Linked DNA regions of Homo sapiens: region 2 is linked to region 1. Evidence: chromatin loops called from intact Hi-C (ENCODE). Cell type or tissue: PC-3. All regions are shown on one strand.

Region 1 (5,000 bases):
AAATAATAAAGAAACAGAAGAGGGATGGTGCATTTACCACACTGAAGGGGTGAGGACAGCAGGACTGGGAGTCACTCCAGGAGGGAATAATTTCACCCAGGAACAAATGACTCGATGTCAGCCAAGACCCAGCTCCCCACTTTTTTTGAGCCAGGGCCTCCCTCTGTCACCCAGGCTGGAGGGCAGTGGTGCAATCATGGCTCACTGCAGCCACAACCTCGCGGACTTCATTGATCCTCCTACCTCAGCCTCCCTAGTAGTGTCACCCTACAGGTGCCCACCACCACACCTGGCTAATTTTTGTATTTTTTGTAGAGACAGGTTCTTGCCATGTCACCCAGGCCCAGCTCCCCACTTTCCAGCCTGAAAGGTCCACTCATCCCACATGAGCAAAGTGCTTCGGGGGACTGAATCAGAAAAGGATGGTTCTGTGGCACTGTCCTCAGATCTTCTCCAACAGCCCTCAAGATTCTTGAACGTGCACCCCCCACTCTTTGCCCTGACCTGGTTTCCTGACACAGCTCCGCAGACCTGAGCTCAGAGAAAACTCTGACCCTCGTTACCCCTGGACTTCGTTGCTGAAACCTGCCCATCACTGCTGGACTCAGGCAGGGACAGAAAGGAATACAGGAGGGACAAGCTGAATGTTGGCATAAATTTTTTGTGACATCTCCTCACTGTCCATAGGAGAGTCTGACGTGGAAAGAAACTCATGCCTTGAGACAATTCTGCTCCAGGCCAGTGGCCCCTCAGTCTCTTGAAGAGCAGGCAGACTATTCTCCCTCTTCCCGGAGGAGATGAGGACATGTCAGGGTGTGCTGACGGCAGAACCCAGGTGGGCTTCAACAGTACTAGGCAAAACTAGATTCCTGAGCATCCTCTGTCAAGGGGAGGTCACACCAGGAGGCTGGGAGGGAAGATGAGGAAAAGACAGGCATCCTCAGGGGGTGGGTGTGGAGGGGCACCATGGGTGGGTGGGTTGGTTGGTTGGGTTCTTTCCAACATAACTCAGCCTTCCAGTTTCCATAAATTTAAAGAGATGCAACCCAGGATGGACAAATTATCGTTCTTCAGCAAGTTTTGCCCAGAGGATTATATACAATGTTGTACAATTTGCTTTTTGTTGTGCAATTTGTTTTTTTTCGCCACTTAGCAATATATCTTTAACATCTCTCCATATTTTTTTTACTCATTCTTTTAAAGGACAAAATAATATTCCATTCATAGAATATACAAGTACTATATATTTAACTAGTCCTCATCAATGGATCTTCTGGAAGTTTCCATTCTTTGTTGTTATTACAAACCATGCCACAATAAAAAATATATACCCAATATATATTATATGCATATATTCATTTATAGAATAAGTTCCTAGCAATAGAATGTCTAGGTCAAAGAGCATGTGTGTTTTAAATACTGGTAGGTACTATTCATTGTACCTCAAAAAGGTCATACCAATTCCGTTGCAATGTGTAAAAAAGAGCCTCTCCCTCCATCTCCATCTCTGTTTCCCTCACCTGCTCCCCTCTCCTTGGGAAGGTCAGCCTCAGTCCACCCAGCTAATGATCCTCACCTCCTAGGAATTTGCAGCAAATTCTCCAGAGACTCTGGCCAATGACTCTATCCTGAGTCACGCGCGAAGTATCAGCCAAAAAACTGAGCTCTCCTTGAGCCCAAATCAAATGGAATAAAAATAAGAGATAGTTATTTTAAAATACTGTCCGAGTTAGCCCTGTTAACCCTCCTGAGGGAGGACATACCCCCAAAAAAGGGAGGAGTCCTCTCAAGTGGAAACTGCATTTTATGAATGATGAGGGCAGAGCCTCTGGAAGTTGGGCAGGTTGTGCCCTCAAAGGGACCCCCACCAGGTGCACAGAAGAGGGGCTGAGATCTAGCTCGTGCTCTACTAACCCACCAGAAAGGGCATCATACGTTTTGTAAACGTCCACCCCCCAGGGGGCACCACCCTCCACTTTTGCACAAACAAAACCATATGTGCTAGTCAAGGCCCTGGATGAAGTCACTCTTCTGAAATTTTGGCCTGTGCAAAAAATTCAAATGCAAACTTGCATCACCTCTGGGAAGACAGTGGGTACATTTCTTTGGCTGCGCTGTTTCTCATTCTCTAGATGGGCCCTGGCTGCTTGGAGGTACCAGGCTGAGGCTCGTTACCACTGACTCCAGGGCACTCCGACGGCCTCTTCATTCACCACCCGCAGCTGCAGGCTGGCATGGTGGTACATTCTGGGAGCCAGGTGCAGCCCCGGCTGTTCAGACTCAGAAGAGGATTGGGAAATGACAAGCATCTGCCCTAGGGTTTGTGGGGGTTGTTTCTGTGTTTTTAGCAGGCCTAGTAGTAGGTCTGTTTACCCAAAGAGGGGAACAAGTTCCTCTGAGAAGGTGCTCTGCCATGTGACAGTCACGCATTCCAGCCCCGGCTGTTCATTGCTTCTCAGCATCTGGGGGCTGGTGTGGAGGAATAAGCCTGCCTTGGGGGAACCCAACTTTTCCCCCGAGGGCGGATAATTGCAAAGGCCAGCACCTGTCTCTGCAGATGGGGTCCTTCCCCGGGACCCTGCCCATCCCTGGGGTGGACTTTCACCACTGGAAACCTGGTCTAGCCACTTCTGCCTCATGCTTGGGCAGAGGCTGAAGAAGCCTCTCAAATGATCACAGATACAAGACGCCATGTGCAGGTGGGGACTTGGCTATGGCAAACCGCTAGCCCTAGGTTCTTCCTTTCCCTTCCCCTCACATGTTACGGCAGGCCCGACAACGGGGCATGGCCAAAGCAGGCTGTGAACTCAGCTGCTCCACGTTCACCCACAGGCCAGGCATAAACACTGGCAGGCCCGTGTGCCCAAAGTAAATGTTTTTAGGCAGAAGGCACAAACACTCAAGAAATAGCTGCCTGCCTCAGTCCCACCAACATGGGCTCCTCAGATACATGAGCAGCACAACAAATTCTTCTTGGCTCTGTCCACAGTCTGATTTCTCTCACCTCTAAAATGGGCTCACAACCCTCTTACCTCTTCCTTCCCTCTCTACCTTCCAGGGCTATGGTAGGGACCAAGGAGCTGACATGAAAGAAAATGCTGCATGAACTACAGCATGCTCTTCGGACTCTGGTTATGATGATGATGATTAACCAGAGTGTCCCATCCCCTGGGTGGCAGCAATTGGTTGTGGGGGGGTAATAACCCCAGCCAGCTAATCTGTCCTTCCTAGGTCTTCTCTGCCACAGCTGTTGAGGGTGACTGCCTTTCTGCTGGGTGTGGTATGTGCTGAGACTGGAGCTGCTGGCAGCCCCCTCACTTACCCTATGAGGAGAAGAGAGTGTTAAAGGTACAGAGAGACTGGCTGGGTGTGATGGCTGATCCCTATAATCCCAGCATTTTGGGAGGCCCGAGGCAGGAGGATTGCTTGAGGCCAGGAGTTTGCAACCAGGCTGGGCAACATAGTGAGACCCCCGTCTCTACAAAAAAAAAAAAAAAAATAGCTAGGTGATATGGTTTGGCTCTGTGTCCCCATCCAAATCTCATCTTGTAGCTCCCATAATTCCCACGTGGGAGGGACCCAGTGGGAGATGATCAAATCATGGGGGAGGGTCTTTCCCATGCTGTTCTTATGATAGTGAATGGGTCTCACGAGATCTGATGGTTTTAAAAACAAGAATTTCTCTGCACAAGCTCTCTCTTTGACTCCTGCCATCCATGTAAGATGTGGCTTGCTCCTCTTTGTCTCCCCAGCCATGTGGAACTGTAAGTCCAATAAACCAGTTTCTTTTGTAAATTGCCCAGTCTCAAGTATGTGTTTATCAGCAGTGTGAAAACAGACTAATGCAGTAAATTGGTACCAGTAGAGTGGGGCATTGCTGAAAAGATACCCGAAAATATGGAAGCAACTTTGCAACTGGGTAACAGGCAGAGGTTGGAAAAGTTTGGACGGCTCAGAAGAAGACAGCGAAATGTGGGAAAGTTTGGAACTTCCTAGAGACTTGTTGAATGACTTTGCCCCAAATGCTGATAGTGATATGGACAATAAAGTCCAGGTTAGGGTGGTCCCAGATGGAGATGAAAAATTTGTTGGGAACTAGAGCAAAGGTGACTCTTGTTACATTTTACCAAAGAGAATGGGGGCATTTTGCCCCTGCCCTAGAGATTTGTGGAATGTTGAACTTGAGAGAGATGATTTAGGGTATCTGGTGGAAAAAATTTCTAAGCAGCAAAGCATTCAAGAAGTGACTTGGGTGCTGTTAAAGGCATTCAGTTTTATAAGGGAAGCAGAGCATAACAGTTTGGAAAATTTGCAGCCTGACAATGAAATAGAAAAAAAAAATCCATTTTCTGAGGAGAAATTCAAGCTGGCTACAGAAATTTGCATAAGTAATGAGGAGCCCAATATTAATCCCCAAGACAAAGGGGAAAATGTCTCCAGGGCATGTCAAGGGTCTTCACGGCAGCCCCTCCCATCACAGGCCTGGAGGTTTAGGAGAAAGAAATGGTTGTGTGAGCCAGGCTCAGGGTCCTTCTGTTATGTGCAGCCTAGGGACTTGGTGTCCTGTGTCCCAGCTGCTCCAGCTGTGGCTGAAAGGGGCCAACATAGAGCTCAGGCTGTGGCTTCAGAGGGTGCAAGCCTCAAGCCTTGACAAATTCCATGTGGTGTTGAGCCTGTGAGTACACAGAAGTCAAGAACTGAAGTTTGGAAACCTCTGCCTAGATTTCAGAAGATGTATGGAAATGCCTGGATACCCAGGCAGAAGTTTTCTGTAGGGGTGAGGTCCTCATGGAGAACCTCTGCTAGGCAGTGTGAAAGGGAAATGTCGGGTGGGAGCCCCCACACAGAGTCCCACCTGGGGCACCACCTAGCGGAGCTGTGAGAAGAGGGCCACCATCTTCCAGATCCCAGAATGGTAGATCCACTGACGGCTTGCACCTTGCACCTGGAAAAGCCGCAGACACTCAATGCCAGCCCATGAAAGCAGCCAGGAGAAAGGC
Region 2 (5,000 bases), 110 kb before region 1:
ACAAACTGCTATGACATGTGTCTCTTACATTATGATCCTTATTAAAAGAGTTTTTATTTTATTATCACCGGTATTTAATTTGGACTAGGCTAAGCCACATCACTGATTGAATTAGGGCTCCAGGAAAAAAAATTATCTTCCTAGGTATGCATTGAAAACATAAATAAAACAAATATAAATAACTTTGGAATCAGCATGGTCTATTATTTATTCATTGTGAAATTATAAACATCTAATTATACTTTATTACCTTATTTATCAATGTTGATCTCTTAAAAGCTAATTTCTCAGGCAAAGAGAACTTAAATATCCATGGTTCTCAGGCAAGTAAATGCAAAACTCAAATTGTGCTCCTTATTCTGATGCTTGGTTTACAGAAATTGTATTACATAAAATACATAGAATCAATTCCAACCCAAAATAGCGCCAAAAACAAGTCTCCATGGGCATTCATTAGAAAATAATTTGGCTCAAATTTCAAATAGTTCTCTATATTCTCATACACATATAAAATTCCTGGTATTTACAAATTGCAAATGTATATATGAAGTTTTAGCTAAAGCATTTATGCAAAGTATAGTCATATCTGAATCATCATGCTACAGGGTAATTTGAGAAGAAAAATTATTACTAGTTCTCTTTGGGAAGCCATCTCATTCAATCAGATCCATTCATTTTCATTCTCTCACTCCTCTCTTCTCTCTTTCTCTTCTCTCCCTCTTCTGTCTCTCTCTCTGCCCCATTCCCTCCCCCTCTCTTCATGCTCCTCCACTTTGAGACCCAGCTTGGCAGGTGGAGAGAAGGAGGCTCAGTCATTATATTGAATCTGTAAAGGGGAAAGGGATGGACCAATTCTGAGCAATCAAAAGTTCAACTCCTTTATGTATATACTATGGCAAGTATGATAACTGGGCACTGCTGCTTCACATAATTATTTCTCAAGCCCTGCTTTGTAAACCTTCTGCAAAGGTCTGCAGGTTCACCTCTATCTGCCCCCAGATGTTACTTCTAATGCTGAAGACACCTGCAAATCGATGATCACAATGGCACTCCAGAGGCATCTGAATGGCTCCCTTTTTCTCTCACCATTTTTATTGCACTTCAAAGAGGACAAAGAAGAGAAAGAGAATGGAAAGGACAAATACCAAACAAACAAAAATGCATTAAAAATAAATGATAGCGTGAGCTGTGTGGCTGCCCTTTCTTGGGCAAAACACCTTCCTGTGCATCCAGCTCCACTCCTCTTAGAGGTTTGTTTATCCTCTCCTCCAGTTGTCAAGGTCTGTGGCACCCAGGAAACACATGGGATGCAAGCCCCAGGGGCTATTGCACCAGTCATTCTTATAAATAACCATACAAAGCACATTCATGCAAGAGTATTACGGGCACTTTTAATAGGCTAAACAGCCAAGGGCTCATGGCGCCATTCTCAAATGGTCCTAGAAATTCCCCAAGTTTTCGTGGTCAGGTGTGGTCCAAGGTGGAGTCTCTAGGAAGTGGATCTACACCTGTCTATAAGCCTGAGGGCATACATCATGGTTGGTCTTCTTAAAGTGAAATAATGGGATAGGGAAGCCTTGACCTGGATTTATACAATTTACTCGACTCAACTTGGGGCCAATGCACAGCACTAGGAATACGTTGAGAGTCATAGTAATGACCCCAAAGCCCCTAATTAGTCACTGCAGCTGAGGATCAAAAATAATTTATTCATTTATTCATTCCTTTGACAGTATTTGTTGAATATATAAATATGGCAGGCACTCTTCCAGGTACTGGGGATATAGCAGTGAGAAAATCCAAACCCCTGCCCTCAATTTACAACTGCCACACTTTGAGATATATTACAGCACCTGAGTCCTTTGGACAAGTCAATTGACTTCTCTAGCATTAGTTTTTCAATATATTAAGTTAAAGCATTGGAATCTGCTATCCATGAAGCTGTAGCTTTGTCTATGCCACCCAAAAATGGTATTTTTAAAGATACTACTGATCCCCAATTGCCCATCTGCTTGGTGGGATAAACAAGCCTTCTAAAGTTTGCCAGCTAAAACTGAAAGTTAAAAAAGAAAAAAACTAAGAAAGAAATTAAAATAGCCAGTAAGTCCTTCTAGAATTCATGTCAACTTTCCCATATTGACCAGCCCAGTCCGATCCAATGTCGACACAACAAAAGATGGCCAAGACAGAAAGCAAAAGAAATCTAGAAATCTAAAGGACTTTTCATCAACCATACCACCCACCGCCATGCAATAAGTTAGGCCTATACAGATGAGCTGTCATAAACTGAAGGTAGACAGAGGCCTTGGGTAAGGTTCCATCGATGAGGAATATTAGATCTGGGATGAGCTAGGTTGAGCTGCTGTGTGACAGCTGCAGATATTGCCAGGCAGGAAGTGACTAAGAGAAGAGGGTCATCGGTATGAGCAACTCTGGATGACTTTCCTTTTAAATGCTTCTCTGGATTTGTAGATTGCAGGCAACCAGCTGCCCAAAGTGATTCTTGCCCCACAACAGTGTGTGAAGGTCAGGCGGCTGAATCATTGCCCAGAGCCCAACATCAATTTTAGATGCCAAGCCTTGACATTTGCTGTGCATTCCAGGCCTCTCTGGACCTCAGGAGCATCCAACCATGGGACCTGGCTAAAGGCTCTGTGTTTTCTTTAGGAAAATGAGCCTGAAAAAGAAACCATTGCTTAGATTGGAAACCCTGTAATCCCTGTACTTCCTACTGTCCTGAGTACATCCAGGAGAATTTCAAAATGTCTGTAATTGATGTATAGCTGGTGGAAAACAGCAGTGATTGGTCAACACTTGATTGCCCATGATCCTCCAACTGCTGATCATCCATGAATTAGAAGATGAATTCATGAGTGGTCTAAGTTCTTGAGTTGCCTGAGGACCTTTGAAGTAGCATTCTAATTTTTTCTTCCAAAAAATATTCCACAGAGTTGTGCTAAGTCAAAAGGAAAAAATGCTTTCCTATCCTTTTCTACGTGAGCCTGGGAAGCAATCATAGAAGTACCTAGAAGTAGAGGACTGACAGTGTACTCATGACACTTAGACACTTTGTTTTACATTTTTTTTTTTTTTTGAGACGGAGTCTTGATCTGTCGTCCATGCTGGAGTGCAGTGGCGTGATCTTGGCTCACTGCGAGCTCTGCCTCCTGGATTGACGCCATTCTCCTGCCTCAGCCTCCTGAGTAGCTGGGACTACAGGCGCCCGCCACCATGCCTGGCTAATTTTTTGTATTTTTTAGTAGAGACGGGGTTTCACCGTGTTAGCCAGGATGGTCTCGATCTCCTAACCTTGCGATCTGCCTGCCTTGGCCTCCCAAAGTGCTGGGATTACAGGCATGAGCCAGTGCGCCATTTTTAAATCATTTTAGTCTAATTTTGAGTGTTCTTGTGGACTTTGCAATCTACCCAATTGTGATCAGATTCTCATAGAAAAATAATTCCACTTAATTTGGCAAAATTCACTGAGCACCTGTTCATTGCCAGGAACTGTACAAGGTGCTGAAGTTTCAAAGAGGAATGAGGCATGACTCCTGCCTTGAGGAGCTCAGTTTGGTAGGTGTGCTAGGCAGTCTCTGGCGTGGCTATCAATGAAGGACACCATACTCTTTTGTCATTCTCCCCCCTTGAGTGTGGGCTGCACTAAATGACTCACCTCAAACTAGTAGAATATGGCAGAAGTGATGAGATGTCACTTATAATATTAGGTTATAAAAAGACTGCAACTTTCATCTTCCGAATCCTCTCTTATGCTTTCTCACTTACTTGCTCTAAGGGAAGCCAGCTGCTATATTGTGAGATGCCCTACAGACAGGTCCATGTGGCAACATATGAAGGAAGGCCTCAGTGCAGCAGCCCAAGGGGAACTGAATCCTGCCAGAACCCACACGTGTGGGCTTGGAATTGAATTATCTCCCAAGTGAGCCTTCAGATGAGACCACAGCCCCAGCTGACAACTTGACTGCAACCCAAGGGAGGCCTTGGGCCAGAGGCACCCAGATAAAACACACATAGATTCCTGACCCACAGAAACTATGAGATAATAAGTGTTTGTTGTTTTAAGCTGTTGAGTTTTGGAGTAATTTCTTACACAGATAACTATTATATATAGAGAGAGAGACTCTTTTAAATGACTATAATACAATGTGATAAGTGCCATAATAGGAGAATGAATGAAGTTCCTACAGATAAGGAAGCAATAAATAATGCTGGAGAGGCTCAGGGAAAGCCACTGAGAGGAGGTAGCTTTCAAGCTGGGCCTTAAAGGATAAATAGGAGTTTTCTAAGTAAAAAAAAAAAAAAAAAAAAAAAAAAAAAAAAAATGGAAACAGCATTACAGGGAAAGGCAACAGCAGGAAATATAAGGTGCATGGTCCACTCAGGCAAAGCAGAGTAGCTCAAGGAGAGCAGGGAAAAGAGGAATTGCAGGAGATGATGCTAGAAAGGTATGAGGAAAGATTATGAAGAGCCTCTTATGTAGGCATGAGGATCTGAATTTAATTCTGTAAACAGTGGGGACTCCTCGGAGGTTTTTAAGCAAGAAACTGATGTGCTTGTACCCATGCTTTAGAGAGATGAGTCTGGTGATAGGTCAGAAGGCAGATGTGTTGGAGATGGCTGGGGAAGGGGGACCAGTCACTAAATCCATCTATTCAATGAGTTTGTATTGAGCACTTGCAATGTGCCAGGTGCTGTGATAGATGCTGAGCAATGGAAAACAGACAAAATCCTACCCTTCTGGAGCTTACACTGTAATGAGGGGCATTAGTCCAGGGCAGATCTAATAATTGTGGGGATGAAAGGAGGAAACATTTGAGAGGTAGAATTGGTCAATAGGACGTGATACCTGCTTGAATATGTGTGTGAGGAAGAGGCAGAAGTAAAAAATGGCATCAAGATTCCTAGGTTGGGCCACAGAGTAGATGATAAAACTGTTAGCAGAGATGCGACTTGCAGAGTATAACAATGGATTCAAACTGGGC

The links. Peaks named below come from ENCODE experiments on the same cell type or tissue, not always from the same donor. Only the 100,000 strongest peaks of a DNase experiment are listed, where the experiment ranks them.
Region 2: a loop joins it to region 1, with 3.0 times the contacts of the local background. A loop is called at or near these places in 1 of 110 quality-filtered maps.

The regions. Positions count from the first base shown.
Region 1 is chr14:72,744,144-72,749,143 of GRCh38, forward strand. All of the region lies in intron 3 of DPF3 (double PHD fingers 3), which reads right to left. Among named protein-coding and RNA genes, the nearest start is that of DPF3, 150 kb to the right of the region's middle. In PC-3, a CTCF peak has its summit at 1,936 (motif pointing right); DNase peaks (open chromatin) are centred at 1,598 and 1,988; H3K27ac peaks cover 858 bases.
Region 2 is chr14:72,635,741-72,640,740 of GRCh38, forward strand. The region is part of intron 8 of DPF3 (double PHD fingers 3); the gene reads right to left. Among named protein-coding and RNA genes, the nearest start is that of MIR7843, 120 kb to the left of the region's middle. In PC-3, no CTCF peak of the experiment used is centred here; DNase peaks (open chromatin) are centred at 571 and 2,461; H3K4me3 peaks cover 886 bases; H3K27ac peaks cover 3,326 bases.